3 separate regions of the Homo sapiens genome follow, and all the other regions are linked to region 1. A link is an interaction called in ENCODE POLR2A ChIA-PET data of the cell type or tissue named here. Cell type or tissue: MCF 10A. All regions are shown on one strand. Region 1 overlaps LINC01257 (long intergenic non-protein coding RNA 1257). Region 2 overlaps ADGRD1 (adhesion G protein-coupled receptor D1). Region 3 has its middle 33 kb from the start of LINC02415.

Region 1 (4,000 bases):
TTGTGCCACTGCACTCCAGCTTGGGTGACAGAGTGAAAATCTGAGAAGAAAGAAGAAAGAAGAAAGGAAGAAGAAGAAGAAAGAAGAAGAAGAAGAGGAGGAGGAGTAGGAGAAGAAAAAGAAAGAAAGAAAGAAAGAAAGAAAGAAAGAAAGAAAGAAAGAAAGAAAGAAAGAAAGAAAGAAGAGGAGGAAGAGGAAGAAGAAGAAACAATTCCAGTTTTTGTTTTTTTGTTTTTTTTTTGAGATGGGGTCTCACTCTGTCACCCAGGCTGGAGTGCGGTGGCACGATCTGGCTCACTGCAAGCTCCGCCTCCCGGGTTCACGCCATTCTCCTGCCTCAGCCTCCTGAGTAGCTGGGACTACAGGCGCCCGCCACCACGCCCAGCTAATTTTTTGTATTTTTAGTAGACACGGGGTTTCACCATGTTAGCCAGGATGGTCTCGATCTCCTGACCTCACGATCCACCCGCCTCGGCCTCCCAAAGTGCTGGGATTACAGGCATGAGCCACTGCGCCCGGCCTACAATTCCAGTTTTTATTCTAATATTGATTTCTAGCTTCATTCCATAGTAGTCAGAGAAGAGACTTCATATAATGTCAATCTTTTTAAACTTGGTGAGGCTTGTTTCGTGACTTAGTATATAGACTATCCCGGAGAATGTTCCATGTGCATTTGTTAGGAATGTGCATTTGGTTGTTGTTCGTCTTCTACTTCTTATTCGTCTCTGTCTATAAGTTGTACCCATTATTGAAAGTGGTCCCTCTTTCTTCTCTTTTTAATACTCACACATATAAGGCATATTTAAATGACCCCCAAAACAATGGAACATCCCTCAAGAAAATCTTTCAGCATCCTTACAGCTGGAGGTATCCCCTTCACCCATTTCCAGGCATATTTCACACTTCCTCTCCTGCCACTCACCATCCAGCCCCTCCTGCTCTCTACAACCCCACATCTCTCAGGATGGATGATACTCTGCAGCCTGCAGGTAAGGGCTGCAGCTTCACCTGACTAACGCTTCTTAGACTCAGGGAGATAGCAGGGGTAGATCCTGCAACAACAGAACACAGCTGAAGTTCATCACATTGGTGAAAAAGTGTAAGTTTTCTGGAAATCTAGAATGTTTAACGTATTAGGAGTGAAGTCAAAATAACCTTCGTGGTATACAGATAGTGCAGATTTCATCCTGCTGCCATCCCACCATCTCTGCTCCCCAAATCTCTGACATGTGAGTTGATTTACAGGACTTGATCTCCCCACTGATGCTCACACCCAGCATCCAGGGGAGGGCCTGGTCCACAATCCACACTCAACAAAGATCAGGTTAAAGAGTGAATGTCAGGGAAGTGTGGAAGGGGGGCCAGGTTCCCAGGGCCATTCAGCCTGCTCCTTGTCATGGACATAGACTTATACCTAGGCTCAACATCATCATAAGAATTCAATGTGGGCTTTTCCCAGGAAGTCATCACCGCCACAGGCCACAGACAACGTTCTAAGATCTATGCCAGAGCTGGTACAGCTGGTGATCAGAAAAGCTGAGAGAAATTGCCCAACTACTCTATAAATAATGGTGTGTGATTCAGACTTGCCAGTGATAGAAAAAAAGAAATGACCCCCTCCCTGAGAACCTTTCAAAAATACCAGAAGATCATAGCAAGCAAAGAGCAGTTTCTTAACAAAATCAATCTTTCAATGTATCATTTCACAGTTAGGACACAAAAAGCACAAACACAACATTCTCAATAGAAAATAAAAACACTTCAGCAGATCACACACTTTCCAATGTGTTTCTTTGCCCCAGCATTTCTAGGAAGTCGTTCTGCTGATCCTCTGCCAAGTCTGCTAAGCAAATGGCAGCGTCAGCACTCTGCTAAGTGGGTAATTCGCTCTCAGGATTCCAGTTCATGGTGGTGGTTATTTGGGGCTGACTCACCCTGTTCTACCTTTCAGGATACTGGTGAGCACTGCCAGCGTTCTCTCCTGGGCAGCTGGACGCATCCTTCTCAGCACATTTGTTTCTATTCTCCATCCTAAGGTCAGCTCTCCCCACCCAATACCTTGCACATACACCCCTGGCCTCAAGTGGAGCTGCCTTCCAGTCTCTGCAAGCTGAAGGGCAGCTTTCCTTTACTTCCAGAACCATAACCACCTATCTTAGATTCCCACTACGGCCCCAACAAATCACCACAAACTTAGTGGCTTAGACAACACAAATATTTTCTTGCAGTTCTGTAAGTCAGAAGTCTGACGTGGACCTCACTGGACTAACATCAAGGTATCCACAGGCTGTGTTCCTTTTTGGAGACCCTAGGGGAGGATAATTTGCTGACACATTCAGGTTGTTGGCAGAATTCATTTCCTTGTAGTTGTAAGACTGAGACCCCTGTTTTCTCTCTGCCTATCGGCTCAGCCTTCCCAACTTCTAGGGGCCATGTGCATGCCTTGGCAGCTTTCTCTACCTTCCAAGCCAGCAACAGGGTGAGGCTCTCTCAAGCTTTGAATTTCTCCTCCTTCTGACTCATCTCTCTGACCCAGCTGGGAAAGTTATCCTATCTTAGGGACTCACATGATGACACTGGGCTCACCTGGACAACCCAGGATGCTCTCCCTATCTCAAGGCCAATACCTTTAGTCACATCTGCAAAGCCCTTTTTCCCATGTGAAGTAACATATTTATACATCCCACAGATTTAAGTATGGACATACTGGGGGGGCGTGATTCTGCTAACCACACCATCTCTGTTCTCCCCACTATTTCCACACACAGATGCTGTCCTGTGATATGTTGAACTGCTTGTCTGTCCATCTCATGTAACATGAAAGTCAAACTTTCTCAAGGTCAAAAACAGTATCACCATTTCCAAAGATCCATTCAGTGAATATGAGTTGATGCAAAGTTGGAATCTTCAGAACACCCTCGGGCACATGGCTACAGGAGAAATGGAGCGGGTGGGCTGGATGAGCTGGTGAGAGCATGCCCCCAGGAGGGAATGTCCACTGCTCAGCCATGGCTGCCATTTGAGAATGGGGCCTGAGGTAATCAGAGTCCTGACTGTTCAGGAAAATCAGAAACCTGGATTACAAACAAAACCTCTCAATTTTAAGCATCAGCCACTAATTCAAATGTTAACACTGATCATGTTAAGTAAACACCTGAGGATCTTGCCCAGCACGTGGTCCTCCAGCGTGACGTCTCTGCCCTGGGAGATTTCTTATTTACCAGGAGCCCAGTGCCTCCTTCACAGGCCTGCAGATTAAATCTGATCTTGGTGACCATCATTTTACCCCCTCCCTCAGAGGATCCGATCCTGGGGCAGAAGGCTTTCCCCTGCCTCCTCTCCAGCTTCACCTGCTGCCCTACCTTCCTCCATCTCCCATTTCCCCCACTTCCAGCAGTTCCCTTTCACCCCACTGTGTGCACTCTTTAAGCCTTGGCCCTGCTGGTTTCCACCCCTGGAATGTCCTCTCCCATTGCCAGCCTGGTGAATCTGCCTTCATGGAGAGCCCCCTCCTCTGTGAAGCCTTCCTCCATTTCTCCAGGGGACTCTGGGCATCTTCCTCTAAGCCAGTATCTTCCCCATAATGGGCTGCCACCGTGCATGATAGATGTTCATGGATTCAACCAAATGTTTACTTACCACCTACTATGTACTAACAGCCTCTCAATCCTGAAAACATGGCAGTGAGCAAGACACACATGGGCTCAGCCCTCATCAAGACAGTGATGCCAGCTATGAAGGGAACCAAATTGGGTGAAACGGTGGAGAGTAGGGTAGGCTTGAAAAAGGAGGTCCCAGAGGGGGTTTCTGGAGAGGTAACTCTCCCACTAGAATGATGGGAAAGAGTTGACACCCAACTGGCTGTGGGAAGAGCTTTCCAAGCAGAAGGAAAAGCAAGTGCAAAGGTCCTGAAGTAAAGAAAAAGGAAGATAATCACAGAGGCAGAGCAGGTTGGGGGTGGAGAAAGTCAAGCATATGACGCTGAGGAAATGAAGACAGA
Region 2 (4,000 bases), 55 kb after region 1:
CTGTATCCATAAAGAAACTATAATAAACTCTAGATAGTTGGCCATCAGTCAGCCTCTAAATCCTCCCTGATGAGGTCAGATATCATCAGAAGGAGCAGCTCTCCTCTCTGGGGCGTCACAGAGGCCTGAAGAAGCAGGTCATGCGTGACCTGGAGGGAGGGCAGAGGACACGGGCCTCAGGACCAGCGTGTGCAAAAGCATCCTCGTGATGATACAGCATGAGCAGTGAGGCAGGACGGAGGACGTCCGTGGTGACTCGGGGAGCTCCCTGCATGACCAGCCGCAGTCTGGAGGTGGCTGCCCAAGTGGCCTCTTCAGTCTCCCCAGGGAGCCACGAGGGGAGCACAATTTACCTCCACTTAATCCTCAGATAAATTACATTTGCCAACTCAAAGCACAAAGTAAGCCTGTTTACCTGCTACTTGCATAACAAAGACTGTGAAAATTAAACGTATTTGAAACAAGTAGCAGGTCCCTCATGTCTGGTCAGTGTTTTACAACAACTGCGAGAATGCTAAGTGTCAATGCACAGCCCAACCTAGAGCCTCCAGTGCTCACTGGGACCCCTTGGGATGGGCAAGGGCAAAGCTCAGCAAAGAAGCCACATCACTGGGGAGCTGACTTCTAGAATGACAGCACAAGTCGCTCAGCAGACCCCTCCCCAGAGACAGCTATCACTGAAAAAAAAAAGTTTTAAAAAACATAATCATTTAAAGTCTCTGTACATTTTCCTAAGGGTTTACAGCAAATTGAGAAAAACTGGCTCAAGAAAATCTACTAAATCTTGTTAAGAAGACTGAGTCTGTGGCACTTCAGCCAAAACCTGCTTCCCTGCCCAGCTTGGTGTGAGAGAGGCTCTGCTCCAAGTAGGTGTGGGCAAGAAGACAGGGCTCCACTCCCTCCAGCTCCCAGTCCAGGGCTACGGTATCTCCCCAGGCTGGGGGAGGTGGGGAAGGCTGCCCGCATTTCTCATTCCCCCCAACTTTGTGCTTTAGAAGCTCTACTCCAGATAAAAGCAGCTGAAAGGTTGGGACTCCCTTCCTCCTCCAACTCATAGTATGCAGGGTGTGGCAGGCTCAGAACACTGGGGCCTCACTGCCCTCATCTCTGTTGACTCATTGGGCAGAGGTTCTACACTGGGAGAGACAAGCTCTGAAGATTCGAAGCGATTTCCCCCACCCAGTGCCCTGCATGAGAGGCAGACATGTCACTCCACAAAAAGTGGGCCACTGTCCTTGCCTGCAGCTCCAGAGCAGTGCCTCAGGAATTCTTCCCAGGAAAAGAAGCTACCCATTAGGTTAGAGAACTCCAAAGTGCTCCCCATGGGAACTGATTTAAAGCAGAGTGGAGAAGTTCAAGCCTAAGGTAGTCTGGGAAAGAACGGAGCTTTGCAGCAGGGAACGAAGAGGAAGCTGGTGGCTCCGCGACAACACCAAGATAAACCATATTCCGGCTGGTTTACTGGAGACAGCCAGGGAAGAGACAGCTCAGAAGAGCCTTCCTGGGGTCAGAACAAACCTCAAAGACTGGCCTCAAAAATACCCCTACGAAGGGGCCTGGATTTAATCAGATCAAGCTGTAGAGCATCATGTGCCCCAAGCTATTGTTGGGAACAACAGAGCCATAGGCTGGCAATGAGTGGAACCTAACAGATGGTGTCATACAAACATAAGTAGAGAGCTTGAGAGAGAGGCCATGGAAAGAGACAGAGAGAGCCCTGCTAAAACCACTGCCATCCCAGGGTGACTGTACATGCCTAAGACTGCCCTCTGGGGAGTGATGTCAGAGGAATCACACCACAGGAGAAACAGACTGTGCTAAATAGTCCAGCCAAGTTACTAAACAAATAAATAAGCAAGCAAGGAGAAGCCATGGAAGGAGGGAATCAGAATCAAGGGTGGCTACAATGTGTCATCTAAGATGACAAGTCTTCAACAAAAAACTATGAGATATACAAAGAAACCAGAAAGTGTGACACACACATGGGGAAAAATCCAGGCAATGGAAACTGCCTGTGAGAAGGCTCAGTTGTCGTATTTATCAAAAAAAAAGAGACTTCAAAACAATCACTATAAATATGTTCAAAGAACTAAATGAAACTGTCATTGAAAAAGTAAAGGAATGCATAACGACCCTGTCTCATCAAACACAGAATAGCAACAAAGAGATCAAAATTCTAAAAAAAGAGCCAAATGAAAATTCTGGAGTCGAAAAGTATAATAACTGAAATTTTAAAAATCCACTAGAGGGGTTCCAAAATAGATCCAAAGTGGCAGAAGAATCAGTGAACTTGAAGAGAGATAAAGAAAGATTACGCAATTTGAAGAACAAAGAAAAAAAAAACAATGAAGAAAAATCAAGAGTCTTAGAAGCTGTACTGTAAGTGTACTCTAAATGTGGAACACCATTAAGCACACCAACCTACTCATAATGGGAATATTAGAAAGACAGGAGATAGAGAAAGGAACATAAAAAGTATTTCAATAAATAATGGCTGAAATGTTCCCAAATTTGATAAAGAGAATTAATCTACACATCTAAGAAGCTCAATAAACACCAAAAAGTGGGCCAGGCATGGTGGCTCACGCCTGTAATCCCAGCCCTTTGGGAGGCTGAAGTGGGCGGACTGCTTGTGCCCAAAAGTTCAGGACCAGCCTGGACAACATGGAGAAACTCTGTCTCTACAAAAATACAAAAATTAGCCAGGCATGGTGGCCTGTACCTGTGGTCCCAGCTACTCAAGAGGGTGAGGTGGAAGCATCACTTGAGGCTGGGAGGTGGAGGTTGCAGTGAGCCGAGATGGTGCCACTGCACTCCAGCCTGGGTGATTGAAACCCTGTCTCAAAAAGAAAAAAAAAAAGTAAACACAATGAGATACACACCCAGACACATCAGAGTTAAAATGCTGAAAGACAAAGAGAAAGTCCTCAAAGAATCAACAGAAAAACAATTCTTCAAATACAAGGGACCCCAGTAAGATTAAGTTTTGACTTATTATGAGAAACAATCGAGCCAGAAGGCAGTGAGATGACATAATCAAAGAACGAAAAGCAAAAAAGAATCTTATATCTAGAAAAACTACTTTTTAAAAATGAAGGTGAAATAAAGGGATTTCCAGATAAACAACAAATGAATCTGTTGCTAGCAGACATGCCTTACAAGAAATAACAAAGAAAGTTCTCCAGGCTGAAAGCAAATGACCCCAAAAAGTAATCTTAACACACACAGAAACATACATACACATAGCAAGCAACACCACCAGATGGAAACTCAAATTCACAGGAAAAAATACAGAGAACCAGAAATGGAAATCAGAAGGTTAATGTAACTCTATAAATATGTACTTGCTCTCCTTTTATCCCAGCTTCTTTAAAAGATACAAGATTAAAGAAATAGTTACAAAAATGTATTATTGAATTGTGCCTTATACAGATGTAACATGTATAGCAATAATCAGAGAACAAAGGAAAAGAGAATATGCCTATATAAAAATAATGTTTATATCTTATAATTTAGTATAAATTTGGAATAGATTCTAATATGCTAAGATGTATATAGTAAGCATTAGGTCAATCGCTAAGAAAATAACCAAAAAAAAAAAGTGAAAAAAATCATTAAGAGAATTAAAGTGTTACACTAGGAAATATTCACTTAATTCAAAAGAAAGAAGTAAAGGAAGAATAGAGAAACAAAACAGATAGTAGACATATAGAAAACAAAGAGAAAAATTGTTGATGTGAATCCACCCTATGTGTCATAACATTACATGGGAAAGGATTAAATGACCCAGCCAAAAGGCAGAAATTGCCAGACAATTTTTTAAAAATCCAGTTGTATTCTGTTTACAGGAGATATACCTTAGGTTCAAAGATACAAATAAGTGGAAAGTAAAAGGATGGAAAATATATATGCTCTGCAAACAGCAACTGCAAGAAAGCTGGAGCGAGTCTACTAATCATATGGGACGAACAGACTTTAAAACAAAACATAATACTAGAGA
Region 3 (4,000 bases), 98 kb before region 1:
TGTTTCAACAGCACTGCGGGCTCCACCCCCATCACCCTGCTCAGAAGGCATGGCTGCTCCCAGAGAGAGCCATGACCACCCTTCATGCCCCCTCATAAAGGTCCCTGTGTCCACCTCTCAGGGCAGCCTGGGGCGGCAGGACCCTTGCAGGGTCTGGTCAGCTGGTGAGACTGCCATCCTTCCTTGGGCCTGCTGTCCACGAGGCCTGCAGGCAGCTGAGCGACCCCATCCCTCCATCGGCAGGGACAGCCTGGTCAGGAGCGGTGGGAGCTGGGACCCTTCACTGGGGTCTTGTGCTCCCATGTGACCCCTCCCTCCCCCAGGGGGCCTCAAAGGGGACAGAGGCAACATCACAGCTTGACTGTGTTTTCAAGAAGGTGGGAGGATGTGCTGGCGGCTGGAAGATGAGGGTTTTCTTGAACACAGGCCTGGGATGGGAAGCTCGGGTCTCAGGGGTCATAGTGGCTGCTCTCTGAGCTCCAGGTCCCAGCCCATCTCCTTTCCCTCCTGCTGGCTGCCAGCTCCAGTTTTCACGGGTGTCTGAGTCTGTGCACTTGAGGTGACCATAGGACCCTCAAGGTCGCTTTGCTCTTCTCCTCCACCCGCTTTATGGAGGAAGAGGTCTTGCAGCTGTGGCCCACACTGATCAGTGTAACTTTCACAAACATTTCAACAGAAGACTTTTAAAAGACACAGAGGCGGTTCCCAGGCATCTTCAAAAGATGTTGCCCACATTGTTTTTTCTTATTGCAATGATTCACTGTAGAATGCCTGAAAACAGATATAATTATAGAGGAAATAAAAATTATAACTCCTGCACACACGTATATATGTAAAAGAGAAGATACTACCATAGACATAATGATAATACCAACTTTTTTCTTTTAAAATTACTTTTAATAGTGGTAAAATACACATAACATACAATTCACCATCTTAACATTTTTTAAAACCTTTTAATTGAGGAATGATTAACATACAAAAAGCTGTCCATATTTAATGTGTGGAACTGGATGGGTCTGGAGATGAGTGTACGCTCACGAAACCACTGCCACCACTGATGCCATAAACACACGAAACCACCGCCACGGCCGATGCCATAAACACACAAAACCACCGCCACCACCGATGCCATAAACACACAAAATCACCGCCACCGCCGATGCCATAAACACACAAAACCACCGCCACGGCCGATGCCATAAAAACCCTCTAAAAAGTTCCTCCCACCCTGTGTGTTTATTGTTTTTTTTCTGAGAGTGATAAGAACATTTTACATAAGATCTACCCTCTTAGCACACAACATGACTTGGAGACGAGGCTCCACGCCTGCAGCAGACCTCGGGGCGTATTCGTCTTGTGAGATGGTTTGGATCCATGTCTCTGCCCAAACCTCATGTTGAGCTGTAACCCCAGTGTTGGAAGTGGGGCCTGGGGTGGTGGTGTTTGGGTCAGCGGGGTGGACGTCTTATGGCTTGATGCTGTCTTTGTGATGGTGAGTGAGTTATTGAAAGATCGGGTCTTTTAAAAGCGTGTGGCACTCCCCACCGCCCCCGCTGGCTCCGGTTCTCCCTGTGTGATGTGCCTGCAGCGGCTTCACCTTCTGCCATGAGTAAAAGCTCCTTGAGGCCTCCCCAGAAGCAGAAGCTGCCGTGCTTCCTGTACAGCCTGCAGAACCAGGAGCCAATTCAACCCCTTTTCTTTGAAGTTACCCAGTCTCAGGTGTTTCTTTTAAGCAACGCAAGAAGGGACCAATACATATTGTATGAGCGAAACATGATGCCCTTGAACTCACAGCTCTCCCTCCCACTCCCCCAGCCCCTGGCACCCCCATGCTCCTCTCTGCTTCCACGAGCCTATTTCACATGCCTCATATAAGGGCATTGTGTGACATTGTCCTTCCGTGGCTGGCTCATTTCACCCAGCACAGCATCCTCCACGTTCATCCACGCTGTCTTAAATGGCAGGGCTTCCTTGCTTTTAGGCTGAATAATGCTCTGTTGTGTTGACATTCCACATTTCCAATATCCACTCACCGTCAGTGCCCGCTGGCCTCTCCCGCCTCTTGGCTGTTGTGGTTGTTGCCGTGTCCTCCCGCTGGGCGAGCCCATGCTGGGCGCACGGCCAGCATGCAGGTGGGGGAAGGAGCTGCATGGCCTGGTGGTTCCTCCCGTCCACTCACCCTGCTCTACTGGGTGCCTGTGCTCAGCCCACAGCATCCCAGCTTCAATGTAGACTCAGAAGCTACATCTGAGGCAGTGATGTGGAGTGAGATGCTTAGGGGACATCAAGGGGGCCAGGCAGTGGGGATGAGGAATGGCTCTTCCAGGGATTCCCAGCTGCCCGGCAGTGATGCTTCCCCATCAGTGCCCTCCTGTCCTTGTCCCAGCTCTCCAGGGACCACTGAGTCTGCGCTTGTTCTGCCCCACACCACCCCCAGCTCAGAGCCTGAAGGGTAGAGGGCAGCGCCACCTTCCTAAAGCACTGGGGGGCAGAGGGCCGGATATCAACGTGAGGGTTTGCAGCCCCTGTGACTACCAGCAAAAATCACTTCTCTCAAAGTCACCTGCACACTCCTGGCTACTCACTGCACAGCTCCTTGAGGGGCCTCCAGCCCTCTCCACTACCCCGACACACAGAGGATACACAGGGGTGAGCTGGATGCATTGATGAACTTGGAATGTCGTGGTCCCCAGAGGAGGCTCACAAGGTGCCCAGCAGCAGCTGAAGCAGAGCCTTGAGAAAGGGGCACGCCTGTTCTGACATCACCCCCTCCCTGCTGCAGGGAGAGGTGGCACACTCTCCCACCCACACCGCCTGGGCTCACTGTGTTAGGGTAAGGTGCTGGCAGGGATCATAAGGTTTGATTTCCAGAAGTCATGGGGGCTGGAGACGACCCAGGTCTGGGTCAACTTGGGAGAAATGGGAGGGAGACCTAGGGTTGCCAGATTAGGAAATAAAAAAGGAACGATGTGCAGATAGACGTCCATTTCTGCTAAAATATGCGTGTGTGCAAGGACATAGATATCTATGTATACACAGGTTTGCATTAGCGGTGGCAGTGGGGACCTTTCTATGACATCCGGGTGACATAGGCTGCCTTTACTTTGTGGGTGTCCTCGCCACAGCTGGGCCCCTGGGTGCTTTGCAAGGGACCATCCCCTCTCACGAGCCATCCTACTCCCCAAAGCACCTCCCTGCCCCTCCCGAGTGGCCCGCGTTCATAGGCACTCAGATTTTTTTTCAAGAGGAGCTCATGGTTGCTTATTTCTAATGTTCTATTTTGCTTGGAAAAGTTTGAGCCAGTCTGAATTTTCCTGTAAATTCAGGAAATTGATTAGTCCTGAAAAATGACTTGTTTTTTTTTTGTTGTTGTTATTGTTGTCTGAGACTGCTTCTCTTTGAAGTTTAGTGAAATGAGAAAGTAGCCTGGGGTTGATAAATCTGTATTGATTTTACCCGGAATACCTTACATCTTTTGATTTCAACCCTTCTTAGATTTCAGGAAAGCTCTCTTAATTGTATCTCTGGAATCTTCTCCATTTCACTTTTCTCTTCTCTGCAGAAACAAACTATGCAAACGCCTTACCTCTTTGTGCTTTCTTTTTTTTTTTTTTCTTTTTTTTTTTTTTTTTTGAGAGACAGAGTCTCGTTCTGTCACCCAGGCTGGAGTGCAGTGGCGTGATCTCGACTCACTGCAACCTCTGCCTCCTGGGTTCAAGCAATTCTCCTGCCTCAGCCTCCCAAGTATCTGGGATTACAGGCATGTGCCACCACACTTGGCTAATTTTTGTATTTTTAGTAGAGATGGGGTTTCGCTATGTTGGCCAGGCTGGTCTCGAACTCCTGACCTCAGGTGATCTGCCCGCCTTGGCCTCCCAAAGTGCTGAGATCACAGGCGTGAGCCACCGCGCCTGGCCCTGTTTGTGCTTTCATATGAATTGTTTTCTCTTTAATTCTTCTTGAAATTATTTCTGTTCCATTTATTTTGCAAATGTAT

What was found. Peaks named below come from ENCODE experiments on the same cell type or tissue, not always from the same donor. Only the 100,000 strongest peaks of a DNase experiment are listed, where the experiment ranks them.
Region 2: POLR2A ChIA-PET joins it to region 1 with 8 read pairs; 1 of 35 experiments calls an interaction of 5 or more read pairs at or near these places.
Region 3: POLR2A ChIA-PET joins it to region 1 with 5 read pairs; 2 of 35 experiments call an interaction of 5 or more read pairs at or near these places.

What each region holds. Positions count from the first base shown.
Region 1 is chr12:131,165,411-131,169,410 of GRCh38, reverse strand. All of the region lies in intron 1 of LINC01257 (long intergenic non-protein coding RNA 1257), which reads right to left. Among named protein-coding and RNA genes, the nearest start is that of LINC01257, 2.4 kb to the right of the region's middle. In MCF 10A, no CTCF peak of the experiment used is centred here; a DNase peak (open chromatin) is centred at 1,880.
Region 2 is chr12:131,109,958-131,113,957 of GRCh38, reverse strand. All of the region lies in intron 18 of ADGRD1 (adhesion G protein-coupled receptor D1), which reads right to left. Among named protein-coding and RNA genes, the nearest start is that of LINC01257, 53 kb to the left of the region's middle. In MCF 10A, no CTCF peak of the experiment used is centred here; DNase peaks (open chromatin) are centred at 1,087 and 1,777.
Region 3 is chr12:131,262,976-131,266,975 of GRCh38, reverse strand. No RefSeq gene overlaps it. Among named protein-coding and RNA genes, the nearest start is that of LINC02415, 33 kb to the left of the region's middle. In MCF 10A, no CTCF peak of the experiment used is centred here; a DNase peak (open chromatin) is centred at 2,095.